5 separate regions of the Homo sapiens genome follow, and regions 1, 2, 3 and 5 are each linked to region 4. Evidence: chromatin loops called from intact Hi-C (ENCODE). Cell type or tissue: OCI-LY7. All regions are shown on one strand. Links, peaks and the distances in the headings refer to the core of each region. The heading gives the core; the rest is flanking DNA.

Evidence for each region. Peaks named below come from ENCODE experiments on the same cell type or tissue, not always from the same donor. Only the 100,000 strongest peaks of a DNase experiment are listed, where the experiment ranks them.
Region 1: a loop joins it to region 4, with 3 times the contacts of the local background. A loop is called at or near these places in 2 of 110 quality-filtered maps.
Region 2: a loop joins it to region 4, with 4 times the contacts of the local background. A loop is called at or near these places in 60 of 110 quality-filtered maps.
Region 3: it touches region 4 in a loop (3-fold over the local background); 18 of 110 quality-filtered maps call a loop at or near these places.
Region 5: it touches region 4 in a loop (5-fold over the local background); 27 of 110 quality-filtered maps call a loop at or near these places.

The regions. Positions count from the first base shown.
Region 1 is chr14:75,060,660-75,066,697 of GRCh38, reverse strand. ACYP1 (acylphosphatase 1) reads left to right here and starts at 2,674. Exons shown (of 3, transcript NM_001107.5): 1 at 2,674-2,744; 2 at 3,137-3,228. The coding sequence starts at 3,145. RefSeq lists an enhancer at 2,334-2,503. In OCI-LY7, for the core only: no CTCF peak of the experiment used is centred there; a DNase peak (open chromatin) is centred at 2,627; H3K4me3 peaks cover 1,917 bases; H3K27ac peaks cover 1,355 bases.
Region 2 is chr14:75,438,272-75,444,309 of GRCh38, reverse strand. The region is part of intron 2 of JDP2 (Jun dimerization protein 2); the gene reads right to left. Among named protein-coding and RNA genes, the nearest start is that of JDP2, 13 kb to the right of the region's middle. RefSeq lists a silencer at 3,565-3,614 and enhancers at 2,667-3,650, 3,805-4,014, 4,854-5,356. In OCI-LY7, for the core only: a CTCF peak has its summit at 3,649; DNase peaks (open chromatin) are centred at 3,179, 3,489 and 4,119; H3K4me3 peaks cover 3,143 bases; H3K27ac peaks cover 3,374 bases.
Region 3 is chr14:74,857,809-74,863,846 of GRCh38, reverse strand. PROX2 (prospero homeobox 2) reads left to right here. Exons shown (of 6, transcript NM_001243007.2): 3 at 1-1,317; 4 at 5,333-5,440. The coding sequence starts at 13. It overlaps LOC124903348 (a long non-coding RNA gene), which reads right to left and starts at 5,341. Exons shown (of 2, transcript XR_007064269.1): 1 at 5,081-5,341; 2 at 4,412-5,014. In OCI-LY7, for the core only: CTCF peaks have their summits at 2,536 and 2,752 (motif pointing left); a DNase peak (open chromatin) is centred at 2,736.
Region 4 is chr14:75,305,531-75,311,568 of GRCh38, reverse strand. No RefSeq gene overlaps it. Among named protein-coding and RNA genes, the nearest start is that of LINC01220, 14 kb to the right of the region's middle. In OCI-LY7, for the core only: CTCF peaks have their summits at 3,576 (motif pointing left) and 4,466; DNase peaks (open chromatin) are centred at 3,628 and 4,448; H3K27ac peaks cover 598 bases.
Region 5 is chr14:75,651,843-75,657,851 of GRCh38, reverse strand. ERG28 (ergosterol biosynthesis 28 homolog) reads left to right here. Exons shown (of 5, transcript NM_007176.4): 2 at 319-482; 3 at 2,876-2,966; 4 at 5,963-6,009. The coding sequence starts at 350. Among named protein-coding and RNA genes, the nearest start is that of ERG28, 6.0 kb to the left of the region's middle. In OCI-LY7, for the core only: CTCF peaks have their summits at 1,374 (motif pointing left), 3,319 and 3,534 (motif pointing right); a DNase peak (open chromatin) is centred at 3,551.

The DNA of each region.
Region 1 (6,038 bases), core at 544-5,543, 240 kb after region 4:
GTATTTTTAGTAGAGATGGGGTTTCATCAGTCTCAAACTCCTGACCTCAGGTGATCCACCTGCCTTAGCCTCCCAAAGTGCTGGGATTACAAACGTGAGCCATCACGCCTGGCCTATTGAGTTTACTTCTGCAATGTCTCTCATATATGACTCTTCCTTTACATTTCTGCTGCCCCAGGTGAGTTTTTCCTCACTTCTCCTTGGGATGGCATAGCCCTCCTAACTTCTGCTCTTGCCTTCAATATCTGCTCTTCAAACCCATCCTTCATGCTGCAGGCAAAATAATCAGTCTAAATATTTCTCCACCCCCCCCCAGCTTTATTAAAATATAATTGACAAGCAAAAATTATATCTATATTTGCAGTGTACAAAGTGATGTTTTGATAATGTATGCATTGTGCAGTGATTAAATCAAGCTAATTACTAAATGCTTCTGATCCTACCATTTCCCTCCCCAGTAGCTTCTTCTTTACCTATAGAATAAAGTTGAAATGCATAATTTAGCATGGCATCTCTACCTCCCAGATTAGGTCCAGCCTACCTTTTCAGTTTTGCCTCCCCTTAATAAGCCACAGAGTTCAACCCAGTGAGTCTCATCCCTGACTGTGTGTTAAGACTACTTGGAAAGCAATATCTAGGGGTGAGGCCTGAGGATTAACATTTTTAAAGCTTCCCCAAAGATCCTGATGCACAAGCAGGGTAGCAAACCCCTGGTCTAGCCACAACTGGCTACTTGTACTTCTTCATCTCCATGGTACTACATTACTCTAAGCTCCACATACTGGGAGCTGGTAGAGCATAGCATTCATGGGGATTGACTCTGGAACCAAATCCCAGCTCCATCACTTACTGGTTGTGTGACCTTGGATTAAATGCTGTTTCCTCCAAGAACTCTTTCCCTGTCTTCCCAATCAGAATTAATTTGTTTGCTCCTTTGTAATATTTTCTGTCCTTGTTATAGCACAGGGCTGGTTCCTGATGAGCTCTCAATGGATTTTCATGGAATTAAATTATCATGCCATATATTTTATTGTCATTATTTGCATGCATTTGTGCCCCTACACTAAATTAAAAACTCTTTGAGGGCAAAGATTTTATATCATTCATCTTTGTATATCCTAGAGTGCCCCATTCGTATTAGACACTCAGTAAGTTTTGAATTCTATAAACTATTTTTTAAATGAATTTTAGAGAAAGAAATACCATTAGCAAGATACTCTATTTAGAGTTATTTTCAAATATTGCCAAGTACAACATTCAATCCAGCTTGTTCACCACCAACCCCCCACCTCTCAGCACTAAGGTTGTATGATTCTCTAGGATATGGATCCTCACTCTAGCGGGGAACTAGCAGAATGATGAATTTCCGTGCCTACTGTCACAAACCCATATCTCATTGTCAAGTCTGCCAACCTGGCATATTCACATAAGGAGTCTTTACGTTATGAAGAGGTGTAATGTATACAGTCAATCCACAGAGGATCAATAAACACCACAGTTTTCCTTCACACACATGAATCATAAGGGTAGCTGGATTCAAATGTTTACACATCAACTCTAATTTTAACCATCTTCATCCACATCCCCCTTGACAATTCCCTGTTCCCAAAATAAATTCGTGTAGTTTGGCCATTTGGCTTAGATTGACTGACTCAACTGTAATTCTGGAGCCATGAGTTATTTTGCTTGTGCTCTTGCTTTATTTGTGTAGTTAGCTGGTTATTTGTTCAAGCATTATTTGACATTTTCTTAGTAAAGGAGACCGGTGAGTAGCTTCCAGAAGCCCAGAAGCAGACATAACCTCCATTGGGACCTCCTGTGCACTTATGCCCCGTAATCCCCTATTCCAGATTGTTATGACCCAAACTTTAAGGAGAACTGAATGAAAAAGGACAGAAAGGTTAAATGTATCCTACTCAACATATTTATGATGTTTATTTTTTTATTTATTAATTTATTTATTTGAGTCAGAGTCTCCCTCTGTTGCCCAGGCTGGAGTGCAGTGGGGCAATCTCGGCTCACTGCAGCCTCCACCTCCCAGGTTCAAGCGATTCTCCTGCCTCAGCCTCCCGAGTAGCTGGGATTACAGGCGCCCGCCACCATGCCCGGCCAATTTTTGTATTTTTGGTAGAAACGGGGTTTCACCATGTTGGCCAGGCTGCTCTCGAACTCCTGACCTCAAGTGATTCGCCCGTGTCGGCCTCCCAAAGTGCTGAGATTACAAGCTATTTATGATGTTTAATGTGTGCTGTTTGTCTCTCACCTCCAGAATTAAGCTCCTCAGGACAGGGATCCTGTTTTGTTCACTGATGTTTGCCTGGTCACCTAGAACAGGTGCCTGGCACACAGTAGCTGTCAGTCAGTATTTAATTGAATGATTGAATGTATCCCCATGTACTTCTTCGTCTATGCCTTTCTCCTCATGAGAAAATGAGAAGAGGGTTGCGCTTGTTGACTGAGATGCGATGAGGGCTAGGTTTGTGGAGGCCCAGCCGAGTTCCTGGACAGATCCCCAACCCAAAGCTTTTGGGTTGCCGGACAACCGCGTCCTGAAATCCCACCTTCTGGGCGGGCCCGGGCCGAGGCGCCGTCTCTGATTGGTCAGCTGGAGGTGATGGGCATGAGCGACAGCGAAGGAGCAGCTACACACTAAACTTCCGGGCGCGGAGGTTTGCGCGCCTTGGTGAGCCGTTGGCGTGGTGGTCCCGGAGTGATCCTGGCAGCCGGTGGGGAAGACAAGGAGGGTGAGCCGCCAGGGGCCCCCAGGGTGTGCTTCTCAGGTCGATTAGCCCTAAAATGTTAGTAGCAGGGGATTCTGGGAGTTAGTAGCAGGGAATTCTGGTAGTGAGGGAGCGGGACCGGGCATGGATGTAAGGAGGTCATCGGTCCTCAGGTTATTTCCCCAGAAGAGGCTTCAGCGGGCAGCTGCGATCCGAAGCTCCCTCTCCCGGCGTCTGGTTCTTCCTTCACACACACCTTATCACATCCACTCACGTTTCCATTTCCAGGACCTTGAAGTCGGGGAGAGGTCGCAATGGTTAAGGATGGACAGGGGTGGGTGTGGCCCTTTCTGACTCAGGCTTGCGGGTCCTGGAATAATAGCCCTTCACTCTTCTGCTTTCCTGGTTTCTGACAGGTTTGAGCATGGCAGAAGGAAACACCCTGATATCAGTGGATTATGAAATTTTTGGGAAGGTGCAAGGGGTGTTTTTCCGTAAGCATACTCAGGTATGTGGCCTGCAGGCTTTGGGGTGGTAACCTAGGTTGTGGGCATAGGAACAAGGGACGTGTTCTTGACAAATGTGAACTAGAAGCCGCTGGCTATTTGGTAGCTGCATGGCAAAGAGGTAGTTTGTAGAGCAATGAGTATGAAAATGCTGTGCAATCGGTAAAACATGGTGTAAATGGAAGATCACCCTGCTGTTATTATTAGTCAGTGGTGCCTGAGCATCTAGATACACATATTAATGAGCTTCTCTCTTCCAAGGGAAATAGAGGGCTTCCCCAGTGCTCGCCGTTGTGGCATCATCAAACCAAGTCAGGTTTCTTATAGAAAGGCTAACATTGATTGAAGAGCTGGCATTTAGATGACCTGATGTCATGTATATAACATATATAAATGCTTCCTCTGCAGCTGCTGCACTTTCTTCAGACCTCTTTCTCCAAGCTTCCCTCAGTTCTCCACTTAATTTCTTTCTATTCTTTTTTGGTTTTGAAAGAACATTTACCTTTTCCAGCTGACGTTTTTCTTATTAAAAACTCTTTATCCATTCCAGAATAGGTGATGGGAACACTGAATGTGGAGCCTGGTATTCTTCCTAGAGCAATAAAGGATTATTTGAGGGGATGGACAAACTGTTGGCAGCCTCTACCTCTGCTTTAATGTGGCTAATCTTCCCTCAACAGGCACACACAAATGCAAGCTCAATTTACCCTCTGCCTTCTGTAGGTATTGGCTATTGCCTTCCCAGTGTGTCGCTAATCCCACAGATAATGAGTTAGGACTGCAAAACTTCTTTTTTTTTTTTTTTTTTTTTTGTATTTTTAGTAGAGACAGGGTTTCACCATCTTGGCCAGGCTGGTCTTGAACTCCTGGCCTCGTGATCCATCCGCCTCAGCCTCCCCAAGTGCTGGGATTACAGGTGTGAGCCACCGCACCCGGCCAGGACTGCAGAACTTCTTAAGTGTCTCATTCCTGGGACTGTGGTACTTAAAATTCAAATTCTAACCTGGAAGGAATCTTTGAAACATGAATGTGAATTGTCAATACCTCTTTCCCTTTTTCTTTTTTTTTTCTGAAGGATGGTGGCACAGTCACAGCTTATTGCAGCCTTAACCTCCCAGGCTCAAATGATCCTCCTTCCTCAGCCTCCCAAGTAGCTGGGACCACAGGTGCATGCCGCCACACCCAGCTTTTTTTTTTTTTTTCTCTTTTAACAGAGAGCTATGTTGCCCAGGCTGGTCTCAAACTCCCAGGCTCAAGTGATCCTTCTGCCTCGGCCTCCCACCAGTGTGCTGGGATTACAGGCATGAGTGACCATACCCAGCCAATACCTCTTTTTCTTTTCTTTTCTTTTTTTTTTTTTTTTTTTTTTTGAGACAGAGTTTCATTCTTTTTGCCCAGGCTGGAGTGCAATGGCACGATCTCAGCTCACCGCAACGTCCGCCTCCCGGGTTCAAGCGTTTCTCCTACTTCAGCTTCCCAAGTAGCTGAGATTACAGGCATGTGCCACCATGCCCCGCTAATTTTGTATTTTTAGTAGAGACAGGGTTTTTCCATGTTGGTCAGGCTGGTCTTGAACTCCCAACCTCAGGTGATCCGCCCACCTTGGCCTCCCAAAGTGTTGGGATTACAGGTGTGAGCCACTGTGCCCGGCCAATACCTCTTTTTCTAATTATTCAAAAATCATTTCTTCCCATCTGACACTCAAATAGGAAATGACTGTTGAAAACAGAATTGCTGAAACTCACAGCAAGAGCTGTGTTCCAGTTAGCTTTGCTACCAGTTATGCAGGTAAGTTCCTGTAAATTAAGGTGATTGAGATAACAGCTTCAAAGATTAGTCAAAGTTGTTGAGGGAAAAGGGTCAGATAGTGGTATGCATAGCCCATCTTTCTCTACCTGCCCCTCTCCCCAGTTTAAAGAGAGAATAACAGAATGCAGAAAAACAAATATTGATTGGAAAACTGCATATAAAATGACATCTATTTTTTCTTAATTAGGCTTGTAGCTTATTCTTTACTATTTATAATCATTTAAATATATATGTTCATTTGAACAGTTGTTTTGCTGCAATGTTTGCTGTTGATATTATCTAGCCTCTTATTTAAATTCCTTCATTTCTAGAGAAGTGACAAATAATAATTCAGGGACTTTTGAAAACTTGGAATATAATTTACATCCCATAAAACCCATCCTCCTAAAGTGTATAATTTGGTGATTTTTAGTATATTCACAAAATGTTGCACTAATTCCAGAACATTTTCATCATCCCAAAAAGAAACCCCTACCTAGGTTAGCACTCACTCCTCATCCCCTGAGCCCCTGGCAACCACTAACCTACTTTCTGTCTCTATGGATTTGCCTATTCTAGATTGTTGTTGTTGTTGTTGTTGTTGTTGAGACAGAGTCTCAACTCTGCCTCATTCTGTCACCCAGGCTGGAGTGCAGTGGCGTGATCTCGGCTCACTGCAACCTCTGCCTCCTGGGTTCAAGTGATTCTTCTCCCTCAGCATCCCAGGTAGCCGGGATTACAGGCATGCACCACCATGCCCAGTTAACTTTTGTATTTTTAGTAGAGATGGGGTTTCACCATGTTGGCCAGGCTGGGTCTTGAACTCCTCACCTCAGGTGATCCACCTACCTCAGCCTCCCAAAGTGCTGGGATTACACGCATGAGCCACCGTGTTCAGCCTATTCTTGATATTTAATATAAATGGAATCATACAAATGTGGCCTTTTTTTGTGACTGGCTCCTTTCACTTAACATATTGTTTTCAAGGTTTATCTACACTGTAGCATGTATTAGTATCCTATTC
Region 2 (6,038 bases), core at 551-5,550, 130 kb before region 4:
CATTTGAAAAGTGAGTCACAAGCCTACCTTATATCTGTGTCTTACTAAGTGCCAGGCATCATGTGAAACCTTTAGCAGCATTAGTTCATTTCATTATCATAGCAGCAACAGGGGTTGGTGGCTCACGCCTGTAATCCCAGCACTTTGGGAGGCCAAGATGGGAGGATCGCTTGAGCCCAGGAGTCCAAAAACAGCCTGGGCAACATGGCAAAACCCCCATCTCTACAAAAAATACAAAAATTAGCCAGGCATGGTGACATGTGCCTGTAGTCCCAGCTACTCAGGAGGCTGAGGTGAGAGGATTTCTTGAGCTCAAGAGGTCAAGGCTGCAGTGAGCCAAGATCATGCCATTGCACTCCAGCCTGGGCAACAGAGTGAGAATCTGTCTCAAAAAAAAAAATTCATAACAACACTAAGAGGTAGGTATTATTATTATCCTCACTTTAAGATATTAATAGAAAACCTAAGAAGCTGTAAGACTTCCTGAGCTTTTCAGAGGTGTCTGATTTCTGCTAAGGACATAGAGATCCAGCCACGTCCTCACCACCACCTCTCCAAGGGACCCTGTGCTAGGATAACAGTGGGTGTGACCGACTTCTGATTTTAAATAAAAGCTTCAGAACCCTTGTGAATGCTCTGGATATGGTATCAAATAAGACTCAACACCACAGGGGCCAATGTTAAACACACTCATAGCTGCCTTTAACTATCACTCATTCTCCCTCAAATTTAATTTTTTTTTTTAAGCTAACAGCTTTCGAAAATGTGCTAACAAAGTAACGGAACTAAAGTGGAAATTACGGATTTCAAAGATGAGTTGGGAGATTCTGTTCCAAGAGAGGACAGATTGGACCTCTCTGCCAAACAAGTATGAGACAAAAAAAGCATCTGAGTCAGGGGGAAGAAGGCCAATGCTATTCCAAAGAGCCACAATTAAAAACCAATTATGCAAAGCTTGCTAAAAAATGTCAGTGGGCTGCCTTTACGTTTCAAATCACTAAAAACACAAGCATGCTTAGGCCAACATTTACCCAGCACATCAGCTGGTTTGGGGCAACTTTTTCTGCTCAGGCTAAACATGGATGCACGTCTTGGTCTCTGTTATGAACAAAGTCTGGGAAGACCACCTGGGGCTGAGTGAACATGGCTTCCAAGGCCGCTCTCTGGTCCATGGATTCCTATTCACACTTCATCCAAAACGGGAAAACCCTCTCAATGTTCTCCAGGGACCCTGGAGAAGATGGGAAATCGCCAATGTGAAATCCACAGACAGTTAAGTCTCCTCTCCAGCTCTGAAAATGATGAGGACACGGATCCGGTCCCCATGTGGAATACACACAGGAAACTGCCCTACGTTGGAAAGGGCAGTCCACAATGATACGTATGCACCGATTCCTCGGGGTGACACCCCCAGAAAGCTCCCTGACAAGGATCAGAAGAGCCTGAGGAGAGGAAGAAACCGCAAAGAGTCACATTCCCAAAAGTAGCTGAGTCATCTCTGAGCCTACTAGCTATACAGCTTCCCAGGACTCTACCCTCAGATATTCTGATTCCATGGACCTTGGGTGAGGTCTAGAAATTTATACTTTTTAAGAAGTTTCCCAAGGTGTTTTGATGACCAGCCACGTTTGGGAATGATTGGTTTGATTTTTGTTGTATTTTGTTTTTTTCTGCCTGAAGTCAACGAAATTTGGAAATAGCAAAACCTAATGAACAATGGCTGGAGATAAGAATTGGGAGGTAGAGCGATCAAGGAATAAAGTTTAAGTGACTTGCCAAGTTGACACAGCTCATAATGTTCAAACAAACAAGCAAGGTCTGTGGGACATAAACATGGGACACAGACTCAAAATCAGGCTGGCAACACAGATGGTATGAAGCGGGCTGGGGGTAAGACATCAGTGAGTAGTGGGGAATGCGGTGAACTCAAGGCTGTATACAAATACAGCAGGCATCTGCCCCTCAGCTCCAACCTCTTGTTGTGTATAAGGGTGTGGCCTTAAGTGGGTAGATATTCTGGTTTTTTAAAAGAAGCCAGAGAGTCCACATTTCCCGGCTTTTAAATATGGCAATTCATTCAATTTTTTAAAAAAGAAAAAGAAAACCACACTGTGATTTTGTTAAAAAAGAAAGAAAAAGCAAACCACCCTGTGAACAAGATTCATCTGTAGGCCGACTCCTGCCCCTTAACGACAGTGTGCAGCCTCTTTCCTGAAAGGTCATCCAGTTTAGCCTCCCTTGAACTCTTGAGTCCCCTCTAGAGCACCGAGACGTGGCGAGAGGGTGAGGGGTCCTGTCTAGCAGGTTGATTAGTAAGTGTCTGGTGTGTCTATGTGTGTGTGCAAGGGTGGGGCTTCAGGCCTCCCTCCCCTCCCAACTGAAAATGCATTCCAGACCCAGAGGCAGGGTGTGACCACCACAGCCACAGCTCGCTGGGAGATGACCTGGGAAGGGCCAAGATCTTCAGGCCAATAGGGACTGGTTGGTGGAGGAGTCCAGCTGTGAGGGGCTACAGAGGAAAAGTCAAGGAAGGAAAGCTCTGGAGAAAGCCAGAGAGCAAAGCTGTCCTGAAAGCGAATACTAGAAAAGAAAGGAGAAAGAAGCAACAGCTTTAAAAATCCCACAACCCAGGAAATGACGTTCCCAGGGTCCCTGGCCAACCATCAGAATGAGCAGTCCTACCACTGCCACGTCCTTGGTCTGCTTAATTTTTCTTCGTGGTGCTGACCACTAACTCACCTTATATATCGTGTATTAATTTGCTTACTTTTGGATGCCGTCACTGCAATATACGGTGCCGAGAGATGTAAGGCTTTGACTGCTTTATCTGTAGCTCTGTTCCCAGTGCCTGGTGCAGTGCTCAGCACATAGTAGATGCTTAACAAATATGGCTTGAACAAAGGGACTGCAGGCAAGCAGTTGGCACCAAAACAGTTTAACGTCATGTGTTGACCATGTAATAATAATGACATCAGCACAAAGCACTTTATAATTCACAAAACCTGTCGTTGAACTTAATTCCTCCCATTTTCTTTTACTGAATTGCTCCATGCGTTTGGACAGAGCCCAGGAGACTGCTGGCCTCTGCAAGGCAAACAACCCAAGAACCAGCTCTGACAGAGCTGCCCGCACAGCGGCTCAGCCGGCTCGCTCTCTCGCTCTCTCTCTCTCTCTCCCTCTCTCTCTCTCTCGGAACTAGGAGACAGTAAGGCTGCAGGACTGCAGGGCTCAGCACTCATCAGACAATGTCATCAAAATGATCGAACATTCTGCGGCCAGGTTCATCCAGCCTCCCCAGCTCAACAGAGCTCTGGTTAGAAGCCTGGAAGGGGTATAGAGGCATGGGAGGCCACACGGCATGTGGTTAAAGCTTGGGCTCAAGGCAGACTGCCTGAGCTCATTTCCCAGCCAGTGACCTTGGACCTCCCTCAGCCTTGTTGACCTCATCTGTAATGTGGGTATAACAACAGCAACAACACTAGTTACTTCAGAGGGTACTTGTGCAGGGTAAACAAGGTACTTCACAAAGAGACCTAGTACCGTGCCTAGGGCTTAGCTCAGCACAAGTGAGACCCGGCTGTAACGGCAGCCATCGTCCACCACACCAGGCCCCAGCGCTATCACTTCCCAGCAGTGTGACCCTGAGTGACTGAACCCCCTCCCTAGACCTCAAACTCTTCTCTACTATGGGGGTAACCTGGACTCCAGGACTGAATAAGGAATGAATGAAGTCATGCATGTTAAGCACTTTGTGCAGGTCCTGGGACATATTAAATGCTTAATGAGCTAGTATCTGATTATTATTAAAGAAACTTTTACTAGTCTAAAATGCCAATATGAAAATCCGCTCAAGGCAGTTTGCCATATGCAAATAGATCTTCAGACCATAGATTCTTCAGCTGCAAGTTTCTTTCCCCACCCCGCTTTAGGTTTTAGTTACTCCAAGAATTAGCTCTTCCCGCCCCTGGGGTCTGACCTAGGAAGCATTTGGAGGTCGGTTCGCAGTGCAGGGCTGGCATCTCTCTACATCGGTACAATCTCGCAGCTCCATCTGCCTCTTCGCCCCCACAACACTGCAGTCTGACAGCGAGGGAGAGGACATGCAAATATGCCCTAAAAACGGCTTGTTATTTTTGCGGCCTGGATGGTGCACGTCTGTGGGTGCCTGTGAGGACAGCACGTCACTGTCGGGTACAGGGCAGATGCCACCAATTTGGGGGTGGCTGTAAAATGTAAAAATACCCAACCCAAATAAAAGTGGCTTTTCCAAAAATAAAAAATAAAAAAAGGGAAGAGTTCCTCCAGTGCCTTTTGCAGAGGAGAGAGGTGTTAACTCAGCCCCCCAGGCGAATCCCAGCTTGACGACCTCTGCCCAAGACACCTGGCTCTTCATCAACCCCATGCGCAGCCTTAGTGCCCCCATGAAACTGCTCAGCTACTGGCTCTAAATGGCAATTTTACTGTGGAATGATCCAGAAACAGATGCTCTCAAGTTACAGACCTGGGAAGGTGAGGAGCAGAGGGCCAAAAGACAAGGACCCTCCATCGTGAAGACAGAACACTATATAAGCCGGGATGTGCCCCAACGACACATTGGCTTACAAGATCAATTCAGAAGAATGTAATCACCATCAACTCACAGCTTGTAATCCACAGTCTTTAGTAGGCACCTATGATGGACCTTATCCACGTGTCTTGAGCACAAATGGCTAACAGGGACCAGGCAGTAGAGGTAAATGAAGGCAGATGGTAGTAGCAAAAGCAAAACCAACAATGTAAGTAGGATCACGAATAACAGGGAGGTGCAGGGGCCTGTGGCCCACTGGAAAGAGGAAACAGTGAAGTGCCTCTGTCCACCCCACTTAGCCATTACCATGCCAGAACAGGGTAGTGTATGATGAGATCTTACAATTTTTTAATCAAAATTTTCAAATGAAATGGGGGTTCGCGTTTCTTTTAAAACACTGAGCCGGCCAAACAAAATACATCTGAGAGCCAGGTCCAGCCTGCAAATGGCCAGTTTGCCACCACGGCCAGTTTGCCACCACAGCCAAGCCCCCAGCAGTCCTCTGCAGTTTTTAGGTACCTATCAGGAGAAGGGGAGCTGAGAGATAGTTGCCTAATATCCCCAGCTCTCCCCTACGGGTACCCAGACACCCTTCTCCACGAAGAAAGTCCTCTCTCCAGCACTTCCAGCACTTCAGCCCTCCGAGCTCCCCCCAGGCTCATCTTTGCCTGTGAACTCTCCCTCCAAGCAGAGCTACCATTCCCAGATGCTCAGCTGCTTCCTGCGCCCTCCCGATCCCAGCCTCTTCCCCACCTCCCACCACAGGCTCCTCCTTTCCAGGGGGCAGCTACTCTGGCAGGCCTCTGAAGAAACGGCGCTGCTGGGAACCTTGCTGGGACAGGCCTTCAGAGAAACGGCCAGCCCTGGGCAAGTCGCCGGGGGCATGCCCTGCACAGATCCTCAGCCATGCCGGGGACTGCTGCTGCTCACCAGTGCCCCGAGAAAAAGGGCTCATGAGAGCTGCAGGTGCAAGGGACCTGAGGAGGAATTCCTTGCAAATGCCACATGTGGGTGCTCCACGTGTGGGTCCCGGGCAAACGCCATCTAAGGCGGACACTGCTGGCTGACCGAGGCCATGCCTAGCTCTGGCAGCTGCTTGGGAAGGGAGGCCACGCTACTCTTCCTCCAAGTTCCCTGGTTCAGCTGCAGAAAGGGCCAAGAGGGGTGGAGGTCACGATGTGACTAATGATAACAATTTTAAAAGATAACCTAATATTGGCATTCTCTTGTCTACTTTTCAAAACATGTACACATTCCCATTCCCATTATCTCCCCAATCCTCCCACCACCCCAGAGAGATGGCCAAGATATTACTATTCATTACTGTCATTATTATCACTCTTCCACCGCCCCCCAGAGAACCAGAGACAGGTTAAACATCCTCCCCTGGCCCAGTGCTTCTCAAGTGTTAATACGTCCACGAATCCCTGGGGGATCTTGTTAAGATGCAGATTCTGATACAGAAGGCCTG
Region 3 (6,038 bases), core at 720-5,719, 450 kb after region 4:
CAAGTGCCTGGGATGGATCCAAACTCCATCTTGCTTTCTCCTCAGCCCCAGATCTGCTCCCACCTAGCAGAAGCTTGTACGGAAGGCGAGAGAAGCTCATCCCCTCCAGAGCTGGATAGAGACTCCCCGTTTCCCTGGAGTCAGGTCCCCAGCTCCAGCCCTACAGACCCCGAATGGTTTGGTGATGAGCACATCCAGGCAAAGAGGGCCAGAGTGGAGACCATTGTCCGAGGCATGTGTCTCTCCCCGAATCCTCTGGTGCCAGGCAATGCGCAAGCTGGGGTCAGCCCACGCTGCCCAAAGAAGGCCCGAGAGAGGAAGAGGAAGCAGAACCTTCCCACACCGCAAGGCCTCCTGATGCCAGCCCCTGCCTGGGACCAGGGCAACAGGAAGGGGGGCCCTCGTGTGAGAGAACAACTTCATCTGCTGAAGCAACAGCTAAGACATCTGCAAGAGCACATCCTACAGGCTGCCAAGCCCAGGGACACAGCTCAGGGGCCAGGAGGCTGTGGCACGGGGAAAGGCCCTCTGAGTGCAAAGCAGGGGAATGGCTGTGGGCCTCGCCCCTGGGTTGTGGACGGTGACCACCAGCAAGGTACCAGCAAGGACCTCTCTGGGGCAGAAAAACACCAAGAGTCTGAGAAGCCCAGTTTCCTTCCTTCTGGAGCACCAGCTTCACTAGAGATTCTGAGGAAAGAGCTGACCAGGGCAGTGTCCCAGGCTGTGGACTCGGTATTACAAAAGGTACTATTGGATCCACCAGGCCACCTGACTCAGCTGGGCAGAAGCTTCCAGGGGCAGGTGGCAGAGGGTAGAAGCGAGCCCTCACCTCCTGTGGGAGGGGCCTGTAAAGATCCACTTGCTTTGGCTGCCTTGCCCAGGAGGGTCCAGCTACAAGCTGGGGTCCCAGTAGGAAATTTATCACTGGCCAAGCGTCTAGATTCTCCTAGGTACCCTATCCCTCCAAGAATGACCCCCAAACCCTGTCAGGATCCCCCAGCAAACTTTCCCTTGACTGCACCTTCCCACATCCAGGAAAATCAGATTCTTAGCCAGCTACTGGGTCATAGATACAACAATGGCCATTGGAGTAGCAGTCCTCCCCAGGACTCATCTTCCCAGAGGCACCCCTCCTCAGAGCCTGCCCTACGACCTTGGAGAACTACTAAGCCGCAACCATTGGTCCTGAGCCAGCAGCAGTGTCCCTTGCCTTTCACCTCTGCCCATCTGGAAAGTCTACCCCTTCTTCCCTCGGTGAAGATGGAACAGAGAGGCCTGCATGCTGTCATGGAGGCACTGCCTTTCTCTTTGGTCCACATATCCTTTAATAGCAATTGAAGTTCTCATTGTTGGCCAGGTGCAGTGTGGCTCATGCTTGTAATCCCAGTGCTTTGGGAGGCCAAGGTGGGAGGATTACTTGAGGACAGGTGTTCAAGACTAGCCTGCACAACATAGCTAGACCCCATCTCTAAAAATAAAAAATTATCTGCACATGATGGCCCATGCCTGTAGTCCTACTCAGGAGGCTGAGGCAGGAGGATTGCTTGAGCCCGGGAGTTCGAGGTTACAGTGAGCTATGATTGCACCACTGCACTCCAGCTGGGCAACAGAGAGAGACAATGTTTCAATAAATAATTTAAAATACCATTGACACTGTGCAGAGAAACAAGAAAACTAAAAGTTGAAGAGGAGCTGGGGACAGATCACTCAGGGTCTTCTTAATGTTGCTCTGGGCCTTCAGCTTATAGTGGTGACCACATTCTGGAATTTAAGGACCTGGGAAGGTTCACTTAGCTTCTTCTATGACCCATCGGGTTCTGCCACTTGACTTATTCCTTTGGGTCTAAAAGGGTTTTGTTTTGAGACTCAAATAGGCTTCTGAAATACAATGAATACCCTAAGGAAGAAAGAATCCATAATTTGGTTGTCAGCCACCCATAAACTTAGGAGGAGAGGGTCAAAGGAATGACGTCATCTAAGGTATGGCCTCCCCAACCCCATAGCTCTACAAGCAAAAATCCTATATTGTGTAGATAATTCCTGGGGAGCAGATGAGGAACAAGAAACTTCTGGGCCAAATGGAAAAGGAGTTTTCCTCGGGGATTAAACCCAGAGAGGTGGCTGGAAACGGCCAGAGGTCTCCAGTTTAAGGAACAACTTCCAAGGTGCAATGGAGTGCCTGGAGACTAGGGGCTGGGCATATGAAGGGAGAGGAGGCTCCCCATGAGGAGGCCTGAGTGGCCCAGGCTGATCTGCAGGGCTCTGGATCTTATTGCATCATCTTTGCAACCCTTAAGTAGACACTACTCTCTTAATGTATTTCCCAGAGTAACCCTCGGGATATTAATAATTGTTGAGTTAGAAGAAAAAGTACCTTGGGGAAATACTGAGATAGTTTCTTTTCTGCAGGAATTCTCAGAGCCTTTAACATGAGTAAATGGAAGCTCTAAGAGGAGAATGTACACAGCCCCAAACCCATATGACCACTTCTAACAAGCATCTTGCAGAACTTAAGTTCTTGAGAATATATTTTGGATGTTGCTTTTTAAGCTAGCTGTGCTCACGCTGCTGCTTCTTGTGTGCAGCTTTGAGGGGAATCTCCAGAAGCTGATGAGTCTATGGAGTTGCATATCCAGGTGGGAACAGTCGTGTCCTTTGCCTGGCAACTACTGTGAGGGCAGCAGGATGGGGTGGGACCAGCTCATTACCATGCCAGAACCTGCCTTTGTGTCCTAAATGCCATGAGCGCCCCCTGCCGGTCAAAAGTGTTGGAAACACCCCAAAGCTTTCCTGGAAGTTAGCGAGCAACTGTAAAACCAATGCTGAGAACACTTCACTTGCCACCACTCTTGGAGGCAGAGATTCCACCATAGACAGATTTTCTTTATAAGAAAGGCTACCTGTCTGGGCCTTTGATAACCACTAGTTGACTCTCCATTAAATTCAGACAGCTGCAAAAACACCTCAGTCTCCCAGAATTTGCTATTTGTTGAGCACCTACATGTGCCTGTTCCTGCCCCCTAAATTGGGGATTGGGCTCAGAGAGCTTCTGGAGGTTTGGGGCCTATCCTAAGAAATACCTAAGCCAGGACTGGCTGCATGGGTGAAGTACTTGACTATCTTTGGAATGACTTGGGACCCCCTAGCAGCACCCTGGCCCCTCAACTCTTCCCTCATTCCTGCTGCCTATATTCCAAGAGATTTATTCCTGTGGGCCATGAAAGCCACCTGAGAGCAAGCTGCTTTACAGCATAAAAAGAACGTTCACATTCACATGACATCCTGTGACATAGGTAGGGCAGATGTGAAGATCACGAGGGGAGCATTGACAGAACACCTTCTCGGTGGCAGGCATTGCTACCAGCACTTCACACATATGTGCCCACCACCACTTAGCTACAATTCTGAAACCCATAAAGCTTTGACAGGCCCTATGATTTTCCCCCCCTAAGAATGATGCAATCTTTTTTTTTTGGTAGCAAAACCTGGCTTGCACTGATTGGAGGCTATTAATAGATTTTATCCCACTTAGTATAGTCATACGTTCTGCTGCAGAAATGTTAATGTATTGGATTATACACTGTCTCAGCTGTGGATGTTAATTAATGTGTGGTACACACATCGTATTATCTTTATAAGCTAACAAATTCTGAAATCCAAACTCCATTTGGCTCAGCATTTCAGATAACGGGTTTAGACCTGTATTATCTCACCGTTCTCAAGCATCCACTCTAAGATCGGGTATCCGAGAAGCAGAGACAGAGAAGGGAGCTAACTCGTCCAAAGTCCCAAGACACACTAATGAGCAACCAGGATTTAAACCCGGGATCTGATGGCCAAGTACAAGCTTTAACCACTATACTCCACATCTTAGCAATGAGGCTCAGAGCAGTTAAGTGGCTTGCCCAAGGTCACACAGCTAATAGATGGCAAAATCAGTGTCTGAAACTGGGTCTTTGGAATCCCAATCCAGGATTCTCTCCACAGCATTTGTGGATCTGTAGGAAGGGTAAGTAGGGGCTGATGGGGCAGCAGGGAGGGATCTCCTGTGCAGCAACTAGGTGCCTGGGCCACCTATAACCATAGTCAGTTGGTCTGGTTTCTTTTGGTTAAACAGATTCATCCTATGTGGAAGTCTTCACTGTCTTAAGCTACAGCTCTCGGATCTGAGATCCCAGGTTACTCTGTGTAATGCTTCTCACCCAGCCTAAGGACTGTCCCTAAAAATGCAAAGCGTATTTGTGTAAATCTTTTTTTCATTTCCGTCCTGCCCTAGTGCTAGGCAGTCACATCACAATTCTCCGACTCTTGTTAAAGGGGAAGGAATCTGTCTGTTCCCAGAGTGAGGTATAGTTTGGAATCTAATTTCCATATATGTGTATGGATTAAGGTTGACCGTTCACTCACTTACTCCTTCACACAACAAATATTTATTGAGCACCTGCTATGTTCCTAGCACTGGGCTAGGCACAAAGATGAAAAGATAAGGTCCTCACTCTCAAGGAGCTCACAGTCTAGACGAGACAAACATACAGTAAAAATTCCAATAAGGTCATCGCTGCAACAGTTTGTACAAAGAGTCTTCATAGCCCAGGGTAAGGAAGGCCTAATTTGGCAAGGAAGGGTTTAACAGAGGTGGGAGCTTCTGAGCTGAGACCTGAAAGATGAGGGATAGTTCTGCCAGGCAAATGGAGAGTGGGTACCACCCAACCATTCAAGCTTCTTGAGCAAGAGCAAAATATGAGCTGGTATTCAGCCTGCTTAGATGTTTGCTGGTTATAAAGGCAACACTGTGAAGGCAATGATAAGAGTGACAGCCAGAATGGGGACCACCTAGTTTACTCTTCTCGTTTTACAGCTGAGGAAACTGAGGCAGAGAGGGGAAGTAAATCTCTGCTTGGGGTTTTGAAATGGTTTATCTGGGATAGAATTGCCATCTCTTCCCATCCCACTTGGACACCACACACACACACACACACACACACACACACACACACACACACAATACACCAACCTGTATTTGACATCTAAGACACCACACACACACACACACACACACACACACACAAAATACACCAACCTGTATTTGACATCATCTATGCTACATAACTTTTCCACATCGAGATGATTTTTACATTCTGTGACTTAACTGTGCACATATGTCATCCAGCTTATTTGACCAGAGTTTCCAGAGACAGAAAAATGGAGCAAATACACAATTCCAATCAGAAAAACAAAATGAAATCAAATAGAAACCACAGGAACAAGGAATTCACTAGTTAATTGATAAACTGGCATTTTAAAGTGTTCATTTTCCTTGACACTGAGATAAATCCAGGAGGGTCTAAACCCTGGTCACTTGAAGAAGGCCAAACTAATGTTTTTCTTCACACGATATCCCAGCTCCAACCTCCTGAAGGTTTATTTTCCTGATGTTCAGGTAAAGTCACTCAACTAAATGGCAGCTTCTGCAGAACTCCCAAGAGGCAGTGTGTTTTGCCTGGTGTGAGGCAAGTCCTAGGTCATCATATGTGCACTTCAAGCTCCCCTTAGTGTTGCTGATGGAAGCAATGTCCAGTTCTGGGCTGAGACTCTACCCAAATAACCGTGAATAACTTTAGGCTAGAAAGGCTGGCTGTCTAAATTCTTAAGCTACTGAGCTGTAGATAATCCCCAAAACAGAAACACATGGGCAGGAAAAGTAGAGGGAAACAGAAACACTAGTTAGTGGCCTTTTTGGCTAGTTTTCTGCCTTGGCTGGGGACACTATGAAAAATAAAATATAGGCCAGGCACAGTGGCTCATGCCTCTAATCCCAGCACTTTGGGAGGCCGAGGTGGGCAGATGACCTGAGGTCAGGAGTTCGAGACCAGCCTGACCAACATGGTAAAACCCCATGTCTACTAAAAATACAAAAACTAGCTGGCGTGGTGGCGTGCGCCTGTAATCCCAGCTACTCGGAGGCTGAGGCAGGAGAATCACTTGAACCCAGGAGGTGGATGTTGCAGTGAACAGAGATCACGCCACTGCACTCCAGC
Region 4 (6,038 bases), core at 529-5,528:
GCTCATATTGCCCGTTGGCCAGAAAGAGTGTCTATATCCTAAAGCGGCCCACCTTCAGGGACCTGAACACCATTCAGGCACAGAGTCGGGCTTTGATAGACAAGCCCTGCAAAGCAGATGTTTTCTAACATTTTGCATTGACTGTTGTTCATTCTTCTTGTCTTGCAGGTAATTACTTGAGTTGTCATTATCAGAGTAGAAAAAAAAATGCTCCTGGAGAAGAATATAAGGTATTTCCGTGTTCCACCGCTGAGGTTCCCAAAGCCCTCTCTCTCCTCCATTGGCGTGTGTGTGTGTGTGTGTGTGTGTGTGTGTGTGTGTGTGTGGTTTGGGGGAGTTTTTTATTTTAAAACACTCTGTGATTTACTTCAATTCATCTTTTGCCCAGAAAGCCAACACAGCTGCAAATCCGTTCTGCCCAGAAAGCCTTCTAGCCTTCCCAGAGGCCTCTTTGCCTGTTCAGTGGACACTTCCGTCCCTCTCAGGCCGGCTTCTCCCAGCCCACTGCCCCCCGGGCTGCCTGCCCAGCTCCTGAGAGAAGGCACTGCTCCCTGGAAGTGGCCGAGCCTTCTCTATGGATTTCTGTAACTTGGAGAAGCGCAGGCTCCCCTGGGGCACCCCTGCTCCTCCTCCCCTCCTTGGGCTTCCCCCTCAGAAAGCTGGCTCTGCTGCCCGCTGGTAAACGGACTGGCTGTCACCATGGCAACAGCCTGGCCTGGAGCCGGATGACGCCAGACCTGACTCCCCTTCCCAACCTCACCCAACTCTGTTTGTTTGGGCTCCAGCTGCTTTTGTTGGGCTTTGTTTTGCTTGTCAGTTTGAAACAGCTCCTTTGCTGATTGGCTGCAGGGGGCTGAGATCCGAATCCCTGGGATACTGAGAAGTCCTGCTCCCTGCCCGGGCAGGGTTTCCTGGCACTTTGGAGTATTTCCCCCATCACAGTAACAAGGCCTAAAGAAGCCCTGTTTGATGAACACACACTTGCCCTTTAGGCAAGGCAGAGCCCATAGAGAGACTGAGCATCAGATAATCTGTGAAATGCCCCAATCTGCACACCCAACAAGAACCCTATCACTAAACCATGTTGGCTTCCCGAATGCCACACTTGTGACTAAAGGCCAGCCTGTTACTTGATAAAACGAAAGAAGCATACCATGTCAGAGAGCAGTCCAGGTGTGTAGAAACATCAAAAATAAATAAATCCAGGAAGAAAAACAAACAAGTATGTGGATGTTAAGGAACAGCTTTAGGTGAATGTGGTGACAGACATCCAAGTAATGTTCACCTCAAATTTTGGGGTGGTTTTGCTGCTTTTATTCGGATAACTGTAGAAGCAAGAATCCAGAATATTTGTGACTAATTTGAAAACATGGCGTCTACCCTTTTGCTATTTCATCGGGTTTTTATCTCCCAAATAATCAATTTTAATAATTTGCTTGGTCCTCGATAATCCTGAATTTACTCCCAGGACTATCAGGGAACAAGCAAGTTATTGCTGTGCTTAAAATTTTTGTTTTGTTTTGTTTCACTCTGTCGCCCAGGCTGGAGTGCAGTGACGCGATCTCGGCCCGCTGCAACCTCCGCCTTCTCCCTCAGCCTCCCAAGTAGCTGGGATTACAGGCACCCGCCACCACGCCCAGCTAATTTTTGTATTTCTGGTAGAGATGTTGGCCAGGCTGGTCTCAAACTCCTGGCCTCAATGGATCCGCCCACCTCGGCCTCCCAGAGTTGGGATTACAGGCATGAGCCACCGCACCCAGCCATCTGCTTTGAGATACAAAAAAGATGTTTCTGGCCTGGCGCGGTGGCTCACGCCTGTAATCCTAGCACTTTGGGAGGCCGAGGCAGGCGGATTGCCTGAGCTCAGGAATTCAAGACCAGCCTGGGCAACATGGTGAAACCCCATGTCTACTAAAATACAAAAGAAATTAGCTGGGCGTGGCGGCGTGCACCTGTAGTCCTAGCTACTCAGTAGGCTAAGGAAGGAGAATTGCTTGAACTCGGGAGGCAGAGGCTCATGCCACTGCATTCCAGCACTCCAGCCTGGATGACAGAGCAAGACTCTGTCTCTCAAAAAAAAAAAAAAAAAAAAAAAAAAGATGTTTCTTGTGCATCAACCTTTGAAGCTGTGTAACAGCAGCCTCAGCTCCTCATCTGTAAAATGGGGATAAATAATACCAACAGCCAGGTTATAAAGGGCTTAGCTCAATTTGCATACTTACTGAGCTACTATCATCAGCAACTCCCACCTATGCCTTTTTTCTGATGATCCCGACACTTTTCATAAGAACTGCATCATAGGCCGGGTGCGGTGGCTCATGTCTCTAATCCCAGCACTTTGGGAGGCCAAGGCGGGTGGATCACCTGAGGTCAGGAGTTCAAGACCAGCCTGGCCAACATGACAAAATCCCATCTCTACTAAAAATACAAAAATTAGCCGGGTGTGGTGGTGGGCACCGATAATCCCAGCTACTTGGGAGGCTGAGGCAGAAGAATCACTTGAACCCCAGGGGGCAGAGGTTGCAGTGAGCTGAGATCGTACCACTTCACTCCAGCCTGGGCAAAAGAGCAAAACTCTGAAAAAAGAAAAAGAAAGAAAGAAGGAAAGAAGGAAAAGAAAAGAAAGGAAAAGAAAGGAAAGGAAAGGAGAAAGAAAGAGAGAGATCGCATCATTGCCGGGCACAGTAGCTCATGTCTGTAATCCCAGCATTTTGGGAGGCCAAGGCAGGCAGATTACCTGAGGTTGGGAGTTCAAGACCAGCCTGACCAACATGCAGAAACCCCGTCTCTACTAAAAATACAAAATTATCCAGGCATGATGGCGCATGCCTGTAATCCCAGCTACTCAAGAGGCTGAGGGAGGAGAATTGCTTGAACCCAGGAGGTGGAGGTTGCAGGGAGCCAAGATTGTGCCATTGCACTCCAGCCTGGGCAACATGAGCAAAACTCCATCTCAAAAAAAAATAAAAAATAAAAAATAAAGAATCACATCATTGAGTCAGTTAACACATATTTATTAAACACTCTAATGGGTCAGCACTGTGCTAGGCACTAGGGATAAAATGATAGGCAAGAAAGACACAATCCCTACCCTTTGGGAGCCTCTGGACTAGTAAGGGAGACAGACAATGGTCAAATAACCACACAAAATGTAAAATTACTTCTGTGCCATGTGAGTGAAGCCATCTCAGACCCCCCAGACCAGTTCATCCTGCCGCTGAATACCACGGAGGATCTCAGTCATTGCTGTAATCAGCAGAAAAATTCCCAGCCAAGTCCTGCCTTCATCCCTGATCTGCAGAATCATGAGCTATAGGAAATCAGTGGCTCTTTTAAGCCTCTCCAAAGTAAAAATAATTGCATCTCTCTTAGGTGCCTAAAGCATTAAGAGGACAATTTTTAAAAAGAGGAAATAAACTGCATTTTAGTCCTTTTTTCTAGTTAGGAAACCAGGGCTGAGGTAGGTTTAGATATAAGAATGCAATGATTTGACCTGCTAAATCCTAAAGCCTAAAGTGAATTCCATCTGCCATCCTGCAGAAACATCCTGGCGGTTTCCTTCAAACCTTGTTTTGCTGAAGAGCGCCCTCTTCTGGCTCGGGACCCTTCTCCAGCCACGCTGCCTCCTGCGGCTGCAGCTTTTGGGATTGTAGGCTATGGCGTCCATTCCTCCACCAAACCTGTACTGAGCACTGAGGCCCTGACAATACAGCCGGAATCAGACACCGGCTCCCCCACCTGTGGGGCTGACAATCATTTGAACTGAGTCTCTGAGATTGCAGGGCAAGCACCGTGACTCTCATTTAACAAAGAAGGAACTGAGACAGGGAAGGTGGCTAAAACTTTGCTATGTTATTGATGATTTACCGCTGGATTTTAGGGCTTAGGGAGACAAAGAACCTTCCACTGAACATTAGATTGGGCCCACGTTTCTCACTCTCCAAAACCCACCCTGCCGGTCACCCTCGGTTCCAGACCTCAAGTCCCTTCCATCTTGGGAAGTCTCCTCATGACGCTCCAATGTGCCGTTCTTATTGTCACCTCCGCACTTCCCAAATACCTTTCCATGCCACCTGCCACTTCATCTCTGTAATGACTCTTCTCCAAAGCCCACCCTCAGCTTCCCTCTTCCCTAAGATCTTGTAGCGCCCACTGGAGGGTCCCCTGGTGTCCCTCATACTATGGACTGTAATATACATTTAGAAACAATGTATGGAAGCATTTGGAAAAATATACCTCTTTGTATATGCTGGCCATGGAGGGCAGAGAGTAGTTCCTATCTGACAGGGCTGTTCTTTAACTTAAATGATGAGTTTGAAGCACTTGGCACACAGTAAACACTCAGCACATGATACATATTGTTTAACATGTTCAGTGTGGTTACCTGCTTAAAAAACAGATGGTCCTCATAGCATCTAGTGTCATCTTGCACACATCATAAAGAGACAGAACCCTGCCACCGTGTGGAGAGCAGGGCTCACACAGGAGGTATCATGCCCGAGACCCAGGATATGTTTAGGAATACATAAACATGTTTTCATTTCTTTTGAAAATCAGAAGAAAAAAATTAACTTTTACATTGAAAAAAAGTTTTATTTTTTTTGTTTTGTTTTGGAGTAAGAGTCTCCCTCTATCCCCCAGGCTGGAGTGCAGTGGTGTGATGTCCTCGGCTCACTGCAGCCTCCTCCTCCCAAGTTCAAGCGATTCTCATGCCTCAGCCTTCTGAGGAGCTGGGATTATAGGCGCCCGCCACCACGCCCGGCTAATTTTTTGTATTTTTAGTAGAGACAGGGTTTCACCATGTTGGCCAGTCTGGTCTCAAACTCCTGACCTTAGGTGATCCACCCGCCTTGGCATCCCAAAGTGTTGGGATTATAGGCGTGAGCCACCATGCCCAGCCTGAAAAAAAGTTTTAATATATAATATTAATATATTTTTCTTTATACCAATGTAGTCATAAAATATAATTTTATAATTATATTAATTGTTAATCAATATAATTATTAATTAACTTGACTATTATCAAGTGATTTTTGACAAAAGTGCCAAGACCATTCAATGGGGAAAGGACAGTCTTTTCAACAAATGGTGCTGGGAAAACTGGATATCCACGTGTAAATGAAGTTGGACACTTGCCTAACACCATATGCAAAGATTAACTCAAAATGCATCAAAGACCCAAATGTAAGGCCTAAAGCTGTAAAACTCACCGAAGGAAACACAGGAGATAAGCTTCACAACATTAGATTTGGCAATGATTTTTCTGGATATGACACTTTTATTGCATAAGCAATAAAAGAAAAAATAGACAAATTAGACTTCATGAAAATTTTTAAATTTTGTGCAAGAAAAGACACTAGCAACAGAGTGAAAAAGCAACCCACAAGATGAGATAAAACATTTGCAAATCATATAGCTGATAAAGGATTAATATCCAGAATATATAAAGAACTCCTAAAACTCAACAACAAAAAAGCAAACAACCCAGTTCAAAAATGGCCAAAGGACTTGAATAGACATTTCTCCAAAGAAGATATATAAATGGCTAATAAATAAGCACAAAAGATGTTCGACATCACTAGACATTAGGGAAATGGAAATCAAAACTACAGTGAGATACCACCTCACACCCATTAGGATGGCTACTATTAAAAAAAAACACACAAGACCATGCACAGTGGCTCACGCCTGTAATCCCAGCACTTTGGGAGGCCAAGGTGGGTGGATCACCTGAGGTTGGGAGTTCGAGACCAGCCTGACCAACATGGAGAAACCCCATCTCTACTAAAAATACAAGATTAGCTGGGCGTGGTGGTGTATGCCTGCAATCCCAGCTACTCAGGAGGCTGAGGCAGGAGAATTGCTTGAACCCAGGAGGCAGAGGTTGCAGTGAGCTGAGATCACGCCATTGCACTCTAGCCTGGGCAACGAGAGCAAAACTCCGTCTCAAAAACAAAAAACGAAAACACCACACTCACACACACAGGCTAGGTGCAGTAGCTCATGCCTGTAATCCCAACACTTTGCAAGGCTGAGGC
Region 5 (6,009 bases), core at 966-5,965, 350 kb before region 4:
TGTCTGTGAGTATAGTTATAATCGCCTTTGAGCTATTTGCATTACGAAGGAATGGCATGAAAACATGAAGGTATAGAAGTAAAGATAGAGGACTGATTCCAACCCAGAAAAAGGAGTTCTGATTTAGGGTAATATTTTGGAGAAATTGCTTAGACAAGGATAAGTACTGTGCCACTTATTGCAAAGTATACTGTTCATTCACCACTATTAGTGTGACTGAATTTCTTTTTTTGGCCTGCTTCATTCTTCCTCCCTTCCTGCTTATGGTTAACATAGACTGGCCCTCATTGTCTCATGTCCTCTGCCTTTGTTTCCAAGGCAAAAAGCCCTCCCACGTTTGAGGGGAGTCATGAGCCGTTTCCTGAATGTGTTAAGAAGTTGGCTGGTTATGGTGTCCATCATAGCCATGGGGAACACGCTGCAGAGCTTCCGAGACCACACTTTTCTCTATGAAAAGCTCTACACTGGCAAGCCAAACCTTGGTAAGAAATCAAAGAATTTCTGCATCCTTTATAGGACTTATAGGACTGGCCCTATGCTGTGGTTCCCAAACCAGGCTGTACATCAGAGTAACCTAGGAAACGTCAACAAACACAGGTACCCATTTCCCTCACCAAACCTATTTATTGAACCTGGGTGGAGCTCAGGAATCCAGTTGCTAAAACACTTCCCAGATGATTCTGATGCTGCCTTAGCTAGCCTTTGGCAGCTACTGGAGTAATAGACTTTGTGGTGAGCACTTGACCCTTTTTCCCCCAAGCTTCTCTGAATACTTTTCATTGATTTTACACTGCCCTGGGCAATTCATGTATTTAAAAAAAAAAAAAAAAAAGCATTATAAGGGCAAGTGAGGAAATAGACTTACTTGGTGACTCTGTGATGCCTGACAAGAAAGCCATAAAGAAGCTTTACATATATCTCAAAGCCCTCTTCAGAATCAGGTTTACATGATTCTGGGGCTTACATGACTCATATTCCATGTTACAGATGGAGAGTTATTAATTCAAGGTCTTCCGTGACATAGTCCCTGAGAAGGTATTTAAAATCCCTTCAAGTTGGTCTCCCAAAATGAAACTTAAGAAGGCCCATGGCAGCCTTTCCTGGCTTCCTGAGCCTCTCTACTGAGAGTGTCCATTTCAGCTTCCACTTCATCACGCTGATGTGTGGGGTAGTTTAAGCTGCAGCACTGTTTCACAGCAGATGACAATTCTGTGTCACATTTATAGCTAACCCAGATTCAGGCTCTGACCTAGCTCGTTTTTCTGCAGTGTCTGAGTATAAAATGAAATTAAGTAGGCTAAGGCTCATTTTAAGAAAGCTCAAATATAATAAGAGTAAAGAACCTGGGAAAGTGAGCAGAATAATTCCATCTTTTCACCTTCAAATGCTGCCCTCAGGTGGTCATGGAACCCTATATAGATTCACACATTTTTAGAGGTCATCTGGTCTAGCCCTTTGAGTTTAAAGTTGAGGCAAAGAGGTCCAGAGGTCATGTGACTTAAAGGCATATAGCTGAGCAGAACTTTATGTGTGTGTGTGTGTGTGTGTGTGTGTGTGTGTGTGTGTGTGTGTTCAGCCAGCACGGAAGCTGAGGCTGCCATCTCCCTTGTGATCTAGGGGCCTTCATGGTACTCTTCTGAAAGTAGCAGTGCTCTAAAGTGTCCCACAGAATTTCACCTCATACCTAATCTGGTTAGGGCTGGTTGAGTACTCTTAACTAGAGAAACGTCCTTAGTCTTCTCATTATCAAATTGGTTTATAAAGAATATAGCTATCCAGGGCTAATGCTAGATATTTGGTTGGCATATGGAATTTTTTCTCACTACCATCTAATGGTCTTCAGTATTGTGAATTTGGGAGAGCTGTCTGATTTTCCAAAGGCTGGAAAAATCCTTAAAGCCCAAGTAAACATTAGTAGACTTTTCAGTTGTCAATTTTGTCCCTTAAAATTTATCTTACTCAGCAGGTAGTAGACCAGCAAAGGAAGTATCTTTGCTTTCACTGTTTTGGCATCCCCGAGCCACTGGATGCCTTAGCTCAATGGTTTTGCATTTAAATTACCCAAACAGGGAGTTTCTAGAAAATACTTATGCCTGGGGCCCTCCTCCAGAGAATACGATATAGTTGGTCTGGTACCCAGGCCTTGTAATTTTATAAAACTACCTCAGTTGATTGTAATAAATGCCCAAAGTCAAGAACCACTGTTATGGTGGAATATGACCTATACTTTCAGGACAAGATATTTAATACAGCAATGTCAGAACAAAGCTACCAACAGCAGGATGCCCCCAGCAAACACCAAAGAAACAGTGCTTTGTCCCACTGCCATGCACACAGGAAACCAACCTGGTATTGGTTCATCCAACAGCATAGATCTGGATGCAGGAAGAGACCCAGGCACTCACATATCTTAAAGACCATATATGGGCATCTAAATTGGTCCCCAGTATCTCTGAGTTCTCTCCTGGATCAGCCTTGAAAGTCTGCTGGCCTCCTGGGCATCTTGCATTTCCAGATCAGTCTCTACAACGTTCCCCAAAACCTGTCCTGATCCAGACCCTCTAGGCTTCCAGGACAAAAGGGGTAAATTACTATATCTAGGAGTTATTTGCCTAACTGGGCTCTTTGTGGGTTTCCACTCTTGGAACTTCCCTTCCAACTGTAGACATTTGAAGAGAATCTGAGAAGTTCTCATTCTGGAATTCCTTCTATTCCTTCTAGTTCCCATGTTGCCACTAGGACCTCCATCCTGCCCAGCCACAGAGAGGTCAGGTCCAGCTCCCTATCTCCCATGAACCACCAGTGAAATAGGAGGAGTTTGGAAGGAACCTCAAGTCTCCCCTTCTGAACACTCTTGCTTTTTTCTGCTACACAGTGAATGGCCTCCAAGCTCGGACCTTTGGGATCTGGACGCTGCTCTCATCAGTGATTCGCTGCCTCTGTGCCATTGACATTCACAACAAGACGTATGTAAGGGAAGGAAGAGCTTTAGCATCCTTTTGTTGGAAATCAGATGCGAGGCATACCTGTTACCTTGAGTAATGGGAACTGTTAATCATTTTAATGCATTAGCTTAGAATGTGAATAATAAAAAACTCACAGGTTACATTCCCTCCAAGCCTAGAAAACATAGTAGACCTAACAGGTCTTCATTAAAGTCTGAAAATTCTTTGGAACTGACATAGCAAACTGGCAGGCCATTATCCAGTGGCCTGCATCATGCCCCTCCACTTCTTTATGAAAGAATCAGCCCTTCTTCTACTAAAGAAGTAGAGTGGTATGCTCTTTTTAGAGTAGCCACCCACACATACCTTTCTCACATTCCTCCTTAAGAAGCAGGAATGAACAGAAATCACAATCCATGAAAAAAGAGGAACCCACAAGTAAACTGTTGTATGTGTATGCAGCATCAGCAGGTGAGGGTGAAAGAGAAGCTAGGGCTCCTGAATCTACCTGTCTTGGGTACTCAAACAGACCAGGGTGGAACAATTGCAGGCAATCAGAAGCCATAACCAGTGCTGGCCACTAGAGGGGGCTCGAGCTTTCTTCCCAGCGGGAGTCATCATCACACTCTAGGTGGAAACAGTTTGTTCAGGTCACCGAGGGAGGCTATCTGAATGCCAACTTCACATTAAAATGTTTTTCTGTCTTATCCAGGCTCTTGGCATCTGGGGAAAACAGGAGGCGATAATATTTATTGAGCCCCTCTTATTATGCTGAGCTTTTATCTACGTGATCTTGATTAAGTCTTTTCTTAGCAGCCCTGGAGGTCATGATTTTCATTCCTGATTTTGCACATCTAAATATTAGAGATACAGTTAGTTTAAAGAAAGACTGACTCAAGTGAGATTTGAAGCAGGGCTATTAGCCGTTTGATCTCTTCAACCTTATTTTTTTTTTTAATTTTTTTTCAAACTTGAACCTGCAGTTTACTTGTCCTAGAATGACACATACTTTTGGAAGCAGTGTGTTTAGTTCTGGGCCCAGTTCTGTTGGTAACTAGCTTTGCAGTAGCAAGTCCATTATTCACCTTCCTTGCACCTTGGCCTCTTCATCCATAAAATGAGAATAGATATCTGTTCTACCTCTCAGGGTGACTAAGAGGAAGGGAGGATTGAACAATCATTTTAAAGACCTGTACCACAATGAAGAATTGCTGATGAGTATGAGGGATATATCTTTTGATTGTTGTGCTTTTGAAGTGAGCGAAGACAACCCAGACTTATCTCTTTTTTTTTTTTTTTCTGAGACAGTCTTGCTCTGTCACCCAAGCTGGAGTACAGTGGCACAATCTCAGCTCCCTGCAACCTCCACCTCCGCCTCCTGGGTTTAAGCCATTCTCCTGCCTCAGCCTCCCCAGTAGCTGGGATTACAGGCGCGCACCACCATGCCCCTCTAATTTTTGTATTTTTAGTAGAGACAGGTTCTCACCATGTTGGCCAGGCTGGTCTCGAACTCCTGACCTCGTGATCCACCCACCTTGGCCTCCAAGGTGCTGGGATTACAGGCTTCAGCCACTGTGCCCGGCCTGACCCAGACTTATCTTTACCTCAGTTACCATTTACTTTCACCTCTCCCCACACAGGACAGCTGCAAACGCTGACTCCTGTTTCTAGACCTTTCTAGCCTAGGACTTTGATCGATGCACTTCTGATGTGCATTCTGATCCTATTCCCTCCCTAACTAGAGACTGAAAGTCAACACACATACATATTGTTTCCACAATGGGCCAGGCGCGGGTGGCTTCTGCCTGTAATCCCAGCACTTTGGGAGGCCAAGGTGGGCAGATCACTTGAGATCAGGAGTTTGAGACCAGCTTGGCCAACATGGCGAAACCCCATCTCTACTAAAAATACAAAAATTAGCTGGGCGTGGTGGTGTGCACCTGTAGTCCCAGCTACTCCAGGAGGCTGAGGCAGGAGAATCACTTGACCCAAGAGGCGGAGGTTGCAGTGAGCCAAGATTGTGCCACTGCACTCCAGCCTGAGAGACAGAGCAAGAGTCTGTCTCAAAAAAAAAAAAAAAAAAAAAAAAGGTGTAAAAATATGCACAGGAGAGATACAAATCAAATGTAAGATACCAGTTACTTGTGGGGATGAGGGAGAACAGACTTAGAGCAGGATAAGTATACACAGGATGATTTAACTCTTCTCTGTAAGTTTTTATTAGAAGAGTCTGAAACAAAATGTCAAGATGTTAAGATCTGAGGGAGCTGGGTGTTGGTTGCATTGGTGTTCATTATAGTGTTCAGTAATTTTTTTGTATGTTTGAAGTATTTCATAATTTTAAAAAATTTTATACTAAAAAGATATCAGCAAACAAAGTGGTCAGTCACCTAGTAGCCTGTCTCTTCTCTACCTTATAGTCAAAGCTGAAAGATAAGTTCTTTTCCCATGAGGTTGTCACCATGTCCTCAATGTGACTACTTTTCTAGGCTAAGGCACAAAGTAACCAACGTATATTGCAAGAGCATCTAAAAGCCCCAGAGGTGTCCTTGCTCCTTACTCCCCATGAGGCCGTTCGTTCTGTGGCATCCATCTTATAAACACCGACAAGTGCATGGCCAGATGCCTGCCAGGTGGGATTAGACTGCAGAGTCAACCAATTTGGATAAATAGAATATGTAAGCGTGCTGGATCCAAAGTTGTCTACACTGCCTGCGATTGTCATCATTCAGGCTCTGCTTTGCTATAGCTGAGTTCACCACTTTGCTGAGACCTGGACGTTCATTCTGGATGCCTGAACCATTCTCCTCTCAGTTTAGCAGTTGAAACCTTCAGTTTTGCCCTAGATGAGAATATCGTTGTGATCAAATAACCAGCTCTTCCTCAGGAACAAGTGTCCTTTCTTTTAAGTCTTAATGACATCCTGGGTTCTTATTTGTCTGTATGAAGTCTGATACTTTTCCTCTGTTCTGAACAAACAGTAACTTTGGTTCCCATTTCTGTCTGCTTCCTTATAGGCTCTATCACATCACACTCTGGACCTTCCTCCTTGCCCTGGGGCATT